Linked DNA regions of Mus musculus: region 1 is linked to region 2. The links are chromatin contacts, found by Hi-C or POLR2A ChIA-PET in ENCODE. All regions are on one chromosome and are shown on one strand. Each heading gives the region's core, a stretch centred on a gene start or an enhancer-like site at or near the end of the contact. The rest is flanking DNA. Distances are from core to core; before and after follow the strand shown. Region 1 has its middle 39 kb from the start of Tbx4. Region 2 holds the start of Tbx4 (T-box 4).

Region 1 (6,919 bases), core at 1,650-4,149, 39 kb before region 2:
AGTGCTGGGGCCTCCCATCCCCCAAACCCTGGGCCCTATCTAGAAGCAGCATAAGGTGATGGCTCTCCTTCTGCACGTCAGAGTCCTGAAGTACCTCCTGAAGGAGGGAGGTCTTTGTGATGTATCAACACTAGCACCAGTCACTGAGTCCTCCTGCTGGTTGGTTGGTTTGGTTTGGTTTGGTTTGGTTTGGTTTTCAGTCAAGAGATCAAACCCAGGACCCTGCTCATGCCGGGCAAGGACTGAATGTTTATATATACCAAAGGAGTCCTTAAGATTTTGGTAACAACAGTGCAATATATTCACATGTAACTTTTCTTCATATTTTATCTTATTTAATTTTTAAATATTTTTATTAATTATACAAAACAAAGGATTTCATCCCAACATTTTCATCTAAATATAATCACTCTACTCTGCTTATCTTTGCCCCAACACTATTTTCTCCATAAATATTTGTTTATTGAGATGAGGTTTCACATACCCCAGGCTGGCCTTGAATTCCCTATGTAGGAGAGAATGACCTTAAGCTAGTGCTATCCCTGCGTGCAGCTCCTGAATACTGGCATAGGCGTGTGCTATCGCACCTAATCGTATGTGATGCAGGGGAACAAACCCAAAGCTTTATGCATCAGAGGCCAGCACTGTATCAACTGAGCTACACTCCCAACCCTAAAATTCTTTTCATTTTTGAATGAAGAAACTGGGATTGGGTTTTGTTGCCATCATCTGTCTTGAGGTTTGTGCATATGTGCGTGTGTTTTTGTGTGTGCACATGAGTGTGCGTGCATGCTCACATGCGCACACTTGTATACATGTATGTGTTGTCTTTCACAGAGTAACCTAACCTGTGACTTCCTGTATGGCCTAAATTGAGCTTCCATGTCCAAAACAACAATATATTTTCATCAACCCTTAAACACTGTCACAGAAACATAGAGCTCAGCTGATTTCCTTCTTGAGGTTTCCATGGTCTTCAGACATCCATCTTCCTTAAGCAGGTCCAGTTGCTGTCTCCCACAGCTCTTCTGTAAACTCCACCTCCAGGGTGCACTTTATGGATGACATCTTCAAAGCCAAGGCAACCGCCTGAGAGGTCAGAAGTAAAAGATGGCGTTGTGGGGAGCCATCCCAGGTAGGCTATGTTTTTATGTCCTGGCACATTTGTGGGGCAAACTCGTCGCCCTGAGAAGGGCAGTTAATGAATAGAGAGTTCAGTTCAGTCCTAGTGTAAGCAAGAAAGAGGGCCCGTGTCTGTAATTCTGACAGCATCAGGGTCACTTCAGAGCTGGTGGGGCTCTATTTGTCTTAGGAAATCTCGAAAACTTTTATAGGGAATTTGGAAAATATTTTTGGCCAGCAGGAAAGATAAAAATCCCTGCACACAAAGTACAGGCATGGGCCCAGAGACTGCACAGACAGACTGCTGTAAAACCCCTGTTTAATAAGGCATTAAAATGCCATCGACCTGGACACATTAAAAAAAAGAGAGGGAGAGAAAGAGAGAGCTATGAAAACAAATACCATTCAAATAATTAGGATCTTATGCCTGAGGCCAGCCTCGATGCCAAGCAGGGACTCCCCTGCAGGAATCAGAGACCAGCCCGATCCCAAAAGGAGCACTGGGCCAAGACAAAGGCAGCTCAGGCAGGGCCCTTCCCCTTCCCGGGGAGGAAGTCGTGAGAGCACAGAACCCAAGGGTGGGCACCGCTCCTTTCGGCTCGGCAAGGACAAGGAGGCATTTGAAAGCCTGCTCTAGTTGGGCAAATAGGTGCCAAATTGGGTTGAGAGTTGGCAAGTACCCGTTTGTTTTGTTTACGAACGTAGCGGCAAGGCGAGGGGAAAAGATGTCTTTTCACAAGCTCATACAGGTACGGAAGCTGCTACGGAGAGATTTCCGCTGGGCTGCTGAGCCTTTGGAGGCCAGGTGCCTGGCAGCCCAGTTTCGGCCCCTCCTCCACCCCGCCCCCAGGTTAGTTTCCAAGGACTCAACTCTTATGGTCTGAAAAATTAAGAATTTGTACTCATTATGTCTGTAGGATCACCAGTGTTGTGTAGGCTTGGAAGGTCCGACAGACCTGATTGAAAAGTACATTCATAAGTTGGAATTTTAAATCGGAATGAGTCTCAGGTGCCACTCGCTTTGCAGTTCTGTTGTGGTGTTTGCTTTCTCAGTCTCTCTTAAAATTTGTAACAGTGCTCAGTAACACTCCTTAAGGGATCCCACAGAGAAGTTTGTACCCGATCAGAGTACGCGGCTTCATCCTTTTCTTCAAAGAGAGATTGTAATCCAGTGAAATTTGAAAACGAGAATGTGAAAAGGGGGAGAAAGAGAGAAAGAGAGAAAGGAAGGAAGAAAGGAAGGAAAAGAAAGAAAGAAAGAAAGAAAGAAAGGAAGAAAGAGAAAGAAAAAGAAAGAAAGAAAGAAAGAAAGAAAGAAAGAAAGAAAGAAAGAAAGAAAGAAAGAAAGAAAGAAAATTAAAAATCTATGGGGTTTTTTTCCTGGGGTTAATTTGAATTGGGCCAGTTGGTTTCGTTTTGTAATACAAAAGAAAAATTCAGGCCTTAGGGCCCATGATTTTCATTAAGTTCAGCTTTAGTGAGCTCTAATAATACGGTGGTTTATTAAAAGCGTGAAAAATGTCATCGCGGAGGCCTTCCCTCAACAGCAGCCGCGCCTCCGCCTCTGACTCACGCTTCCTCCGTGGCAGGCTGGGCTGTAAATTTGTGGTCAGGATATTTAAGGTCCACTGAACAGGCTCCTTGAAATCTTTCTTGCCATTTGGCTGAGCTCACGTCCCAATTAGCCATCTATACGGCAGTACGGCAGTACGGGGCAGTAGCTGGACAGCAAACTTGAGCAAGTGGCTGGGTGCTCAGGGCTGTGGTGAATGATTGGTCTGAGAGAGTAGCAGAGAACTCAGAACCCAGTGCCCCGGCAGGAGCCCGCTGGAGGAAATGAAAGGATCAACAGCAGGCAGGGAGCGCACTGTGGCCGATTGTTCCCTGCCACAGCCGTGGGCTTTCTTGTGTGTGCCGGAAATTGACCTCCTCAGAAGCCAAGGATGCAGGCGGCTCAAGGATAACGATAAGGCAGGTGATGATGCTAAATCATCTGCCTCTTATAGCCAATGAGATTGGCCCGCACCTCGGTAATCGTTTCCCTGCCTTAAGCTTATTATAAAAAGCCACATTTTGGGTTGGGTTTGGTTTTCCTCCCATGGAAATGTAGAAATGAGCTGGTGCTAACGGGCCAGGAAGTGCCATGGTTACCGCTCTTTTGCTTATTGTTGTTTTATTTAGAAGCAACTCATTTGGCCCTTAAATGAAGTCTAGAAGGTTGGCTGTTTAAAATGGAAGAAACTAAGAACAAGAAAAATTTGCCTAAGGTTTCCGATCACACCGTGGTAAAGCTGGGAAGCACTTTAGCAAGGGTCGGGAGTGAGGGTGGGGGAATATGGGAGGAGCTTGTATTTTAATGCAAGATCCCAGACAGCCCAGGCTGATCTCCAGCTTGGTCTATAGTCAAGACTAACCTTGAACTTCTTGATCCTCTTCCCTCTACCTCTAGAGTGCTGGAGTTATAGTTGTGTGCCACCGCACCCAGCCTTCCTTAACAACCGATTTATTCCCAGTGTCATCTAGTTTGCCGTGGATTTTGAATGAGAAGCAAACTTTCAAGCCGTCCCTTTCTCTCAGAAGCCTTGAAGAGGATTGGTTAGAAGCAGACCCCTCCCTTCAATATCCTGTGCCACTGAGCCCAAAGGCCCAGGTAGGGAGAGGTGCTCAGGGTACTGAAAAGACCAGGTGTGAGTCTTCCTTCTCAGGCTCCCCTGTCTGCTGCCTGCATTTGGCATTGTACACCTACCTACACATGGGTCCAGGTCTTGGCATCTGGTACAGCAGGCTTAACTGTGGCAGCCTCCAATAAAGCCCCCAAAAGCAATAAATAGAATTTCCCTGAAAAAAAAAAAGAGTCCCACATCTTTTAAGCATCTAAAAGCAAACTGCTGTAGACTGGTGTCCCCGGTTGGGGGAAGGGCAGCAACTTGGATTGTGCACATGTTTTATCTGCATTATTTCAGTGTAAGCCTAAGAGATGGACCGTATTTATTACCCCTAATTAGCATGCCTAGCGACTGACTCACAGAGACTAGGCTCGTGCCTACTAAGTGGCAGATTTCAGCTCATCCTCTGTCCCCTGCCTGGCCAGGCCTCTCCACCCAAAGCTCTGGTAAACCATCCCTGGGAGGATGGCAAAGAGTCCAGAGTATCACAGTAGTGGCAGAGAGCCTGGCCTTTGCACAGAGCCCCAACTTTGCTTGCTGGTCCCTCTGCACTTTGGCTCTCGGCTCCCCTGAGGAGGGAAAATCACCTCCTATCAATATAGGACTTATACATTCATCTACAATCCAGATGTGGTGGTGAACTCCTGTAAGGGCCAGCACTCCAGAGGACAAAGGGACAATCGTGTCAGGGTAGCCTGGGCAACATATGGAGACAGTCAAATATACAAACTAAAATAAACAAGCTTTTAAGATAGACAGCCGTCCTAACAAACATTAGCTATTTGAAAAGAATGAAGTAAAATTCAAAACGCAAGTTCAGTCTTTACTTTGGAAAGCCCTACCAGGTCATGGTGAAGAAATGCATCACTGCAGATATTCTTCATAGGATTGAACTCCCGAACTGCTACAAGGGGTGGAAGAAGGAAGGTGGCTCAGGGAAAGGACAAGTCCCGCAGCCACTAACTAGCCTCATACCCGGTGTCAAGCTCTTTTTACTGCCTCATACTGATGATATAAAAAGGATGGGGAATGACATTCAGGTCTCCAGTCTACCAGGCCAGAGCTTAGGGCCTGAGTTGGCCATGCTGAGTCTTGAGTAGATTGAAGTCCACTCAGCTACTCTGAGGAAACACCAAAACTCTTGATCCAGGCAGCTGAGCATGTGGAGCCTAGAGAGAGGGAAGGCTGTGCCAAGCTGCATTAAATGCTATTAAATGCGGCTCACATAGTTTCCACTATCCCTAATGGAGCCATGTCATTTTACAGACCCAGCCCTTGCTCCAGGCATCTGGCTAGGAATTATGGGTATTTAAGAGAAGCAATTCCCAAACAAGTCTCTTTCAGGTCACTCTAAGGAAGTATGCTGCATCCAGACATGGAAAAGGCACGAGAAGGCCACCCTAGCTCTGCTACTAAAGGCGCATGGCTTTGAAGCCTTCTCCCAAGAATACCCAGTTGTTTGGAGGCATCTCGATAATTTGTCAAGTCTGCCAGTGACATCTCTGTGGAGAGAGTAATACAGCATCAGATACCTGTATATGTCCGTTGGGAGCTTCGGGAATAGGCAACCCCATAGGCTGGTTGGTAGCTGAGGTTTGAGGAGGTTGCTGTAAGTCATCAGCCCCTAAAAGGGTAAGTTTCTGCCGCTTTGGACACTTTAAGTCATAGAACTAGATATGTGTGTTTATTTCCCTGATCGTTAATGTGAAAGCCATGGAAGTATGCACCTTTTGGACCCAGCAACCTCAGAGGAAAGATGGCAGAGTCTCGGGTAGTAACAGTCCTGCTGCTAAAAGTGGCAGAAGCTTCCCAACGCTGGGACCCTTTAACACCATTCCTCATGTTATGGCGGCCCCCCACCCATAAGTTATTTTTGTTGCTATTCATTGCTACTGTAATTTTTGCTATGGTTATGAATGCATGTAAGAGATATCTGATATGTGACCTCAGAGAGATTGCAACCAGTTGGGGCCCCAAAGCCCAGAGCCTACGGGCTGATGATTAACAAACTAAGTGGCGATTTCAGTTTTCTTCTCTCACAATACAGATGAGAACGATAAATCACTTTCCATCATCCAACTCCACAAAGCAAAAGGGTTGTCCTTCCCTTAAGGGAAGCAGAGAAGTGAGACACAGGGTTGACATCTTTCCTCCATGAACGTCAGGGGTCAGGGTCTATGCGAGGTGCTTTCACACAATGAAAACCACCAGCAGGGTGATTTTAAGTTCAAGGCTAATCTGAGCTACATGGTGGAACTCTTTCACAGAGGAGAAGGAAGGGAGAGGAAGGGAAGAAACCCTCCACAATCCTAAGAAACAGGTGTACTTAGACATTATCTCCAAATCCCTAACATAAACAAAGAAATGCCCTTGTTCCTTAAAAACATAAGCAGAAGGTGACAGGGCCAGTCTTAAGCCCGGGATATTTGACTCACAGGTGGCAGTGTTTCTAAGGATGCACTGTCTTTAGAATAGAAACACAGAGAGCAGAGTCCTCCAGGGTAGAAAGGCTCAAAAACCACCTGGCTCAGTTGTCCACAAGCTGGATGCTCAGAAGGACCTTCTACAGATCGGCCATCTGTGCCAACAAAGACCACTGAGCTTGATGGCTCAGGCCCATAACCATCATACTTGAGAGGCTGAAGCAGAAAGATTGCTGTGAGTTTGAGACCAGCCTTGACTACATAGCAAGTCCCAGACCAACACTCCCCCACACCCCCACCAGACCCTGTCACAACTAAAGAAAAGAAAAGAAAAACCAAAAGCCGTTGGTCTCTGAACTCCTGCTCATCCCAGTTCTGAACAATACCACTAGACACAGTCCTACTTGGAATGACCTGCTGGAATCCCCAGACCCAGGAGACCTCAAGCAGCCCCAAGGCCAAGCTCTACCCCCTGCTGCTCTTTCTGCCGCAGGTATTTTGTCCAATCAAAACTCAGAACCTCACTTTCCACTTTCCACTTTCCAAACAGCGGCGAAGCTTGGGGTCTCAGAGTACTCGTGAGATTTTGTTGGAAAAGTCTTCCAATTCCTTCAACCCAAAAGGTCTAGACGAGAGCCTCCTGGGCTGGGATCCATGTAGCCGCCAGCCTGTCTGAGGGAGGATGGTGGGTGACGCTTGGGCTGTTAC
Region 2 (7,343 bases), core at 2,884-5,383:
CGCCCTCTCGGGGTCCTCAGAGCTGGACATTGGTTTGGGTTCGTCCCCTGAAGCAAAGATCTCCCTACCTGGGCTGCGGCAGAGTCAGCCCCGAGGGTTGGAGGTGAGAAGGGCTCTCCCTCGAAAGCAAGACCCATGCCCCGTAGAGAATTTAAGAGCCAATAGACTCTGACCCCAGGAGTCCAGTCTGCGATCCAGGACGGGTCCAGCACAAGCAGACAGCCCAATGGCCTTACCTGCTCCGCGGCGGCAGCGGCGGCGGCGGCGACGTCGGCGCCCTGGCCCGGTGGGCTGCTGAGCGCTGCTCCACTAAGGCCCGGCGTGGCCAGCGCGGGTTCGGGGGCGTTGGTGGTGCTAGTGTTGCTGGCCTCCCCGAGAGCTGGGCCCGGGGCCCTGAAGGCCTCCTCGCTCTCGGACAGGCCCTTATCCTGCAGCATCTCCTGCGGGCACAGCACACGCCGAGTTACTCGGCCAGATCCACACTGGCTAGAGGCCCTGTGGCCCTGTGAAGAGTCCCCCAGGCTTTGAGTGGGCACCCCTGCACACGTGGACCCCGCCCCCTTCTGAGCTGGGGGAGGGAGCATGCTGGAGGGCAGGACACTAGCCTCCTCCCTTCAGGTTCTGGACCGGGGAGGGTCTACGTGCAGTTTAAGGTCTGACTGCCCCCAAGGCTTGGGGCTGTATGAGGAGTAGGTCTTGAAGAAAGACCGCCTTCTAGGCATGGTCTCAGCTCGTTCGGGGTCCCTCCCTCTTTCAACTACAGTCTAAGGCCTGGGTCTTCTTGTCCATTCAGAAATAGCTAGGGTCTCACTTTTGGCCCAGGGTATCCAGGACACTCCTGGGACTTACAGGAGAGGAGACCTAGGCCTGAAATTAGGAACCGGGTTCCTGCAGCCCCATATCCGAGGGCCCCAACCCCAAACTGTGGTGCTTCAGGCCTGCTTATTCCAGGTTCTCGGAATAAGGCTTCTAACCTCACACCACATTCTCCTCAGCCAAGAAGCGCCCTCTCTCTTGGGGTCCCTCTGATCCAGACCCTGAACTCTGCCAGGGGGCTCCCCAACCTGTCCTCACATTCGCACAAGCTGGCTCACACATTCCCTCTTTAATTCCAAAAAAGAAATCTTCCTTGGGCCAAAGGATTCAAAACCTTGTTAGCTAACCACTAGTCCAGTAAGGCAGGTCCATTTCACAGAGTCTGGCCTTGCCTCAGGGCACAGCTAAAATTTCCCCTAGGTATCCCTGCCTCTTCACCTGCCTGCCCATGTGCACAGTATGATCTTGGGAGCACCAAAGGTGAACTCTAGCTTACAAGAACCAGCCAGTCCTGTATCCCTCGGGGTCCAGCCATGTACTGTTCTGCGTTTCCCTTCCCTTCCCGCCACCCTCTACTCTTCCTCCAGGATCTGGCCAAGTTTTAGTAGGTTTTGTGTATCTTGGCTAACTAAATCTCTCCCCTTTCTCCTCCCACAAGCTTTCTGTTCTACCCCAGATCTCTTTGGCTATCCCCAGACTCAGGCCTCTTGCCTACCCAGCTCACCAGCCTCTGCGCCCAGGTTTAGACTCCCAGGGCCTCCAAAGTAAACAAGCCAAGTGCAACTGAGGAGATAAAAGGGGGCCGGGGCCAGCCAGGGCTGGGAAAAGCCCATAAAGATAAGGCTGACAGCCCAGCCGGTCTCGGCCACAGCCCGCCTTGAACAAGCCAGACTCGATGGACATGGCCTGCCCCTGCACCCGCCTTGAGCCACGTGCTGGTTCCCCAGCGAGCTTCGAAAATCCAGGATTCTCACAAACGGGGACGCTGCAAGGTCCCGGCAAATGCACCGGCTTCCACCCTGTTTGGGCGCCAACCAACGCCCGCCCCAGGTGCGGAGGCTTGTGGGACCAGGAGCAGGGTCTGCCTGCTGCTCTACGGAGGTCTCCCATCACCCAGAGCCTAGCAGCGGCCTTGCAACTCTTCACCCTGCCTGCGCTGAGCGGGCTGCCCTCCTGCGCCCGCTGGCAGAGTTACTCTGCGCTTTCCTTTCCGACCATCCCTTTCCTCTGCCTATGAGCTGACCTACCACTGAGAGAAGCCCCTAGATTCCCCTTTTTTTACTTGCTCCTCTGGGCGCTCCTCTACGTCCCTGAAGGCTCCAATACTGGGATATTGGGTCCCATGCTCGCCCCCGGCCCTTCACGTCTACCCTTTGCAGAGTGGCCCGCGGGCGAGCTCCGCTGCCTCTAAGCCTAGGATGGTCGCTTTGAGCTACTTAATTTTCCGAAGGGGAACAAAAGGGCGTAGCGTTTTTCTTTTCATATTTGTTACTAGTGATTTTTTTCCTTACACTAAGGGAGTTTTTAATTTGTCTTTTTGTGTGTGTGTGTGTGCTTTGACTGTTATTATTTAAGTAAAACTCTGGTCAGTTTAGTAATTTTGTCCCTAGTTCTGGGATTATTCGTGACTTTAACACTGTAAGGGTAAAGCGGAAGGTTTGATTATCATTGTAGACTATGCTGTTGCTTTGCTGTTACTGTTTCGCCCTTCAGGGCTCCCCTGGCACATTAGTAACACTGTTACCAATATCTAGACAATTGGATGCAGTGTTCAGTTAGTCCTGGTAATCAAACATTGTTTTACATCCCATTCCTGTTCCCACTTCTAGCTCTTCAGACTATCTAAATTTTCAAACGATGTTATTTAGCTTAGTTGTAATATTACTGTCCCAGATATCTCTCAGGTTAATTTTCTTTATATCATTATAATCGTTCTTGTTATCTTACCACAATTCGTTTTGTTAGGATTGTTTATGATATTCTAGGCATCATCATTATTCATCGTATCTCCCCGTAACTCTGTCATTATTTGCCACGGTATGGATCTTAATTTGCCTGCTATTTTTTTTTTTCATCACAAATGGCTGCTTGCTACTTTGTCACCATCTGTGATACTGCCGTAGCCTTTAATATTCTGGTTATTTCTCAGCGCATTGGTATAATACTTATTACTTGGGCATTATTTACAATGTTATGACTACTAATACTTGCTCATAAATTGTCATTACTCCAGCAATCCTCATCAATGTGTCTCTACAAGCATTAAGGTTACTTGTTAATGTTCTGGTTAACATAATATTGATAGGAGATCAACAATGCATCATGTGATAGTCTCGCAATGATACCGAAGGAACTTCCCATGATATATATGTTGTTCATCTTTTCCCTAGCTCATTTCCTACAGTACTTCAGTTCAGTATTTTGCTATATCAGTATTATTTCTTATATACTATGGATAGTGACTTTACGGTTACTTTTTCTCCGTACTGAAGTTATTTTGACTTCAACCCTTTTCAAATTGTTATTACTATTTTCATTTGATTCTGAAAAAAAAAACTATTGTTCTAACAAAAATCCTAAGGATTTCATCAGTTAACGGTTTCGTTCTTTCTTTGGTAATTGTTCACATTGTGGTCATTTTGAGCTACTGTTACATTACTGTTACTTAAGTAACGGCCACTGATTTAAATCTGAGGAGCCTGTGGTATCAAACAGCCCACAGTTCTGATTACCCACATTTCTGCGTGGATTTTCAGTGTGCACCGCTAGTCCCAAGACTTTTTTTTTTCCCTTTCTTATTCTGTAAATTCGAATTTCAAGGCCACAGCTCTTGTCCTTAGAAAGCCATCTCTTAAGCGATAATACTCTTAGGTCCCTAGACCCATTTAGTCCCATTACTCTAGATTATGGGGCTTGTGCCCTTGCTACTGGGTGTCGCCGGGGCAAGTACCTGGCTACCGAGGCACGGTCGCGATCCTCCTGCGACTTTTGACTACCCCAGGCCCTTACCCTAGTTGCCCGCTATTTAGCTCATCCCTCTGGATCCTGCTGCTTAAACCTGAGCTGAATGACCCCAGCCCCGCACCCTGCTCACCGGCGACGGGCTGGAGCCCACACTCACCCTAACTGCGCCGCAGCATGCGGAGGCTCCTGCGGCCCCAGGTCTGCAACCAGCTCAGGTCCTAGAGGAACGGGACCGCAGGGAGTCTGCCTGGGCCTCTGGGTCACCGTCCGGCTGCCTGCTGCGCCCTCGGGGCCCAGCACATCCCGGGTGTAGAGCGGGCCCTTGATCTCCGAGGCTGCACTTTGGGGCCTCTGCTCCCTCCTCCTGGTCCTCCCTCCCTCCGGGGCCGCCCCCCCCTCCGTGCTGACGTCGCAGCTGTCAATCAGTTCTCGCCTGCCGCCCCCCCCCCCCGGAGAGGGGGAATTCTAGGGTCCTGGGACTCTTCGGTCCTCCCAGACCCCAAGCCTCAATTGGGCTGCGGGATTCTCAGCAGTACAAAAGGGTGTCCTCGCCTTGGTCCTAGGGCTGGGCAGGGGCCTGGAGCCCCGCATGGTTTAGATTAGAGAGGAGGGAAGAGGGGACGGGCAGCTGGGTCGCTGTGCCCTGTTCCCACTGAGGCTGGACAGCCCGGCCTACTCCTAGGCCTGGGCCTGGCTACTTGCCGGGTCACCTCCCTGCACCGGCTCTCCCACAGCCCCGCCTGCACGCAGTGGACTTAGGAGCCCTGTGACCGAGGACATATATGCCCTGTACGGCCCCTGATCACCCGTGCTTACATCTACAGCCCTGTGCCCTAGATCTGGCCAGAGGATCACGGGCTGCCGGCAGGCCTATGAGTCCATGGCAGGGGAGTGCAAGGAGGAGGTTGGATGGCTGGACCTGGCCTGATATCAGAGAGAGATGCTTAACTAGCCTCAGTGGGAGCTTGGCCCCTAACCTAGCCACAGCTGGATTTGAGGGTGCGGGAATAGCTGAACCCTTTGAGGAAACTGCAGCTGAGAGGCAGGCTTGGGCCAGGAGGTCCCCAAGATCCAACTCAATGCATACTTCAGCTTGCAGCACTGAGATGGCAGATGGTGCCTTCTGCTCGGAGCCAGAAAAAGTGAGGCCTGCTTAGTAGTCTAGACCTTGAGACTGCCTGCCTCCCTCTTGATCCACTTACCTTTCTTTTTCTTTACATCTATGTACACCTCCTACAGCCTCTGAGGTCCAGACTCCTGTGGCCTTGGCCCCATCCCTGTCTGGACTTCATAGCCTGCCACATGCCCAGGAAACTTGGTCAAGAATATACCTATCCAATCATCTCCAACGGTCCCCCAAATCTGTTAGTAGGGATCCCCGCCATTAGTTTTCAGTTCTCAGCAGGGTCCGTGTCCCTTGACCGACTGGGTCATCACCTGATCATCACCTTCCCAATCCGTTTAGGATTTGTCCTCAGAAGCAGATTGAAGGCACGCTACTACCAAGAAGATTTCCTGAAGGGACTTGCCCCCTTTTCAAAGTTGAAAGGCAAGCCAGCATCTGTATCTTCTTGGCTCAAAAAAGAAGCAAAACAGGGGTCTTGGGAAAAACAAACTGTAGAGAGTATATCTTATGTCTGTATGGACAGGACTGGGAGGAAGAGCCAGACTTAACTCCTACAACCAACCAACCAACACCCACTGCTGTTAGGAGCCAGTGGCCCAGCTTAGGAGTGGTCTATTATCATCTATGGATGCAATCCTTCCCCCCATAAGCCAGACCCTCTTGGCTCACCTTTAATCCCACCACTCCAGGAGGCAGAGACAGCAGATACATGGGAATTAAAGGCTAACCTGGTCTACAGAGCCAGTTCCAGGACAGCCAGGGCTACACGGAGAAACCTTGTCTCAAAAAACAAAACAACAACAAAAATTCCTCCCATAGAATCCCAAACTAAGGAGAGGAAGCAAGCTCTAAGAGGGCCAGAGATGCTTTGTTCCAGCACTCTGTCTCCTGGAGTGAAGAAAGAAAAGGCCCTGGTGTTTCAGAGTATGCCCGGGAGCCATGTTTCCTGTGCTAGAGAAAACTGGATGACAGTCCGAAGCTTCCGCCCCCAGGCCCACACTTGTCTTCTTCAACAGCTTGCCTGTAGGGAAATCTTTCCCATGTCCATAGGCAGGCTGACCAAGCAACTGTGTGGGATAGGCAAACAGTGCTGGTGGTGAATTAGCAGGGACTGTAGGAAGAACAGAGTTAGGCCAGACCCTGGAAAGAATTTGTTGACAGTCACCGGAGGAAGTTCCTAATGACACACCGTGTAGTGAGGCTCTTAAATAATTAGGCTGTGGTCTTCCTATAAGTGCATGTCTTTCTGGAGACTCATGGGAAATGGTCTAAATCAGTATCAACTGGTTCATGATGATGTGGAGACATGAGATATGGAAGAGACAGGCAAGGTTTTGGCACTGAAAATAAAGCAGCAAACTAGCCAGCAAGTAAGTGACTGAGTGGGAAAGAAAAAGCTCTCTCTCTCTCTCTCACACACACACACACACACACACACACACATCATTATCATCATCATCATCAAAAGAATAGAATAATTCCTACACACACTTTTTTTTTATATTACTGTGAAACTGGGATGTTCCTTAGAGTCAATGTTGTGTGATATTTAGTGAACTGTGTGGGTTCACAAATATGTTAGCCTATAGCAGATGAAGTACAGTACTCATCAATGAACGTACAGAAAGTGTCTTTCCCTTCTCTTTTCTTCTAAATCAGCTTTCAGAAGTTCCAAATACAGGCAAACACACACACACACACACACACACACACACACACACACACTACACCTCAACTAACTAAACAATATCATTATATCCAACAAACATTAGCACACTGGTTTGGACTGGCTTAGGGGAAAGCTCTCAGGTTTGGTGTTAGGCTAGCCTTGGTTTTGAGCCAGGCTTGAATCTTGAACCAGCAATTAGCAGCTGTGTGACCTTCGGCAAGTCTCTAAACACCCACATCAATGGGGAGATCATGGCCTACCAGCTATGGCAAAGACTAGCTGAATCTGTACATGTAGATGACTGACCTGTGATAGGCGGGCGCTTCATAAAGTGCCCGATTTCTAAATTTTACCTCATTCCCTCTTTTTCAAAAGCCCAAGGTGTTTTATAACAAACATAAGCCAGTGAAAATACAAATAGGAAGACAAATTAGGACCAAGGCAAAGGAGAAAGTGTGTGTGCTCTCTTAAGGGCAGGAGAGCCATAATTAAAGCCAAATCTAGTGTACCAGCAGAGAAGACCAGGCAAGAATGGGGTTACTCCACTGCAGAAATGTATGAGCAATACTTCCTTTCTCATTTTTATTTTTTATTTTGTATATGTGCCTGTGTGTGTGTGTGTGTGTGTGTGTGACTGTGAGTGTGAGAGTGTAGGTATAGTGTGAATAAGAGCACATGTGTGAGAATGTGTGTGTGTAAGTTTGTGTATGTGTATATGAATGTATATGTATGTGTGTGTGTGAGTGTATGTGTATGCATGTGTGTGTG

Evidence for each region. A loop is a pair of places that touch in the nucleus more often than their neighbours do. ChIA-PET counts read pairs that join two places held with the same protein, here RNA polymerase II (POLR2A).
Region 1: a loop to region 2 is called in a map of left cerebral cortex, with 2.1 times the contacts of the local background. The contact joins the enhancer-like site here to the promoter of Tbx4 in region 2. A Hi-C loop is called at or near these places in 3 of 37 maps with a recorded cell type or tissue (all left cerebral cortex). POLR2A ChIA-PET finds 5 or more read pairs at or near these places in 2 of 5 experiments (Patski and embryonic stem cell).

What each region holds. Positions count from the first base shown.
Region 1 is chr11:85,921,426-85,928,344 of GRCm38, reverse strand. No RefSeq gene overlaps it. Among named protein-coding and RNA genes, the nearest start is that of Tbx4, 39 kb to the right of the region's middle. Within about 2 kb of position 2,899, at least 1 of the 3 ENCODE cell types and tissues checked has a DNase peak (open chromatin) inside an H3K27ac peak, as active enhancers do.
Region 2 is chr11:85,883,157-85,890,499 of GRCm38, reverse strand. It overlaps Tbx4 (T-box 4), which reads right to left and starts at 4,133. Exons shown (of 9, transcript NM_011536.3): 1 at 3,938-4,133; 2 at 237-440. The coding sequence starts at 437.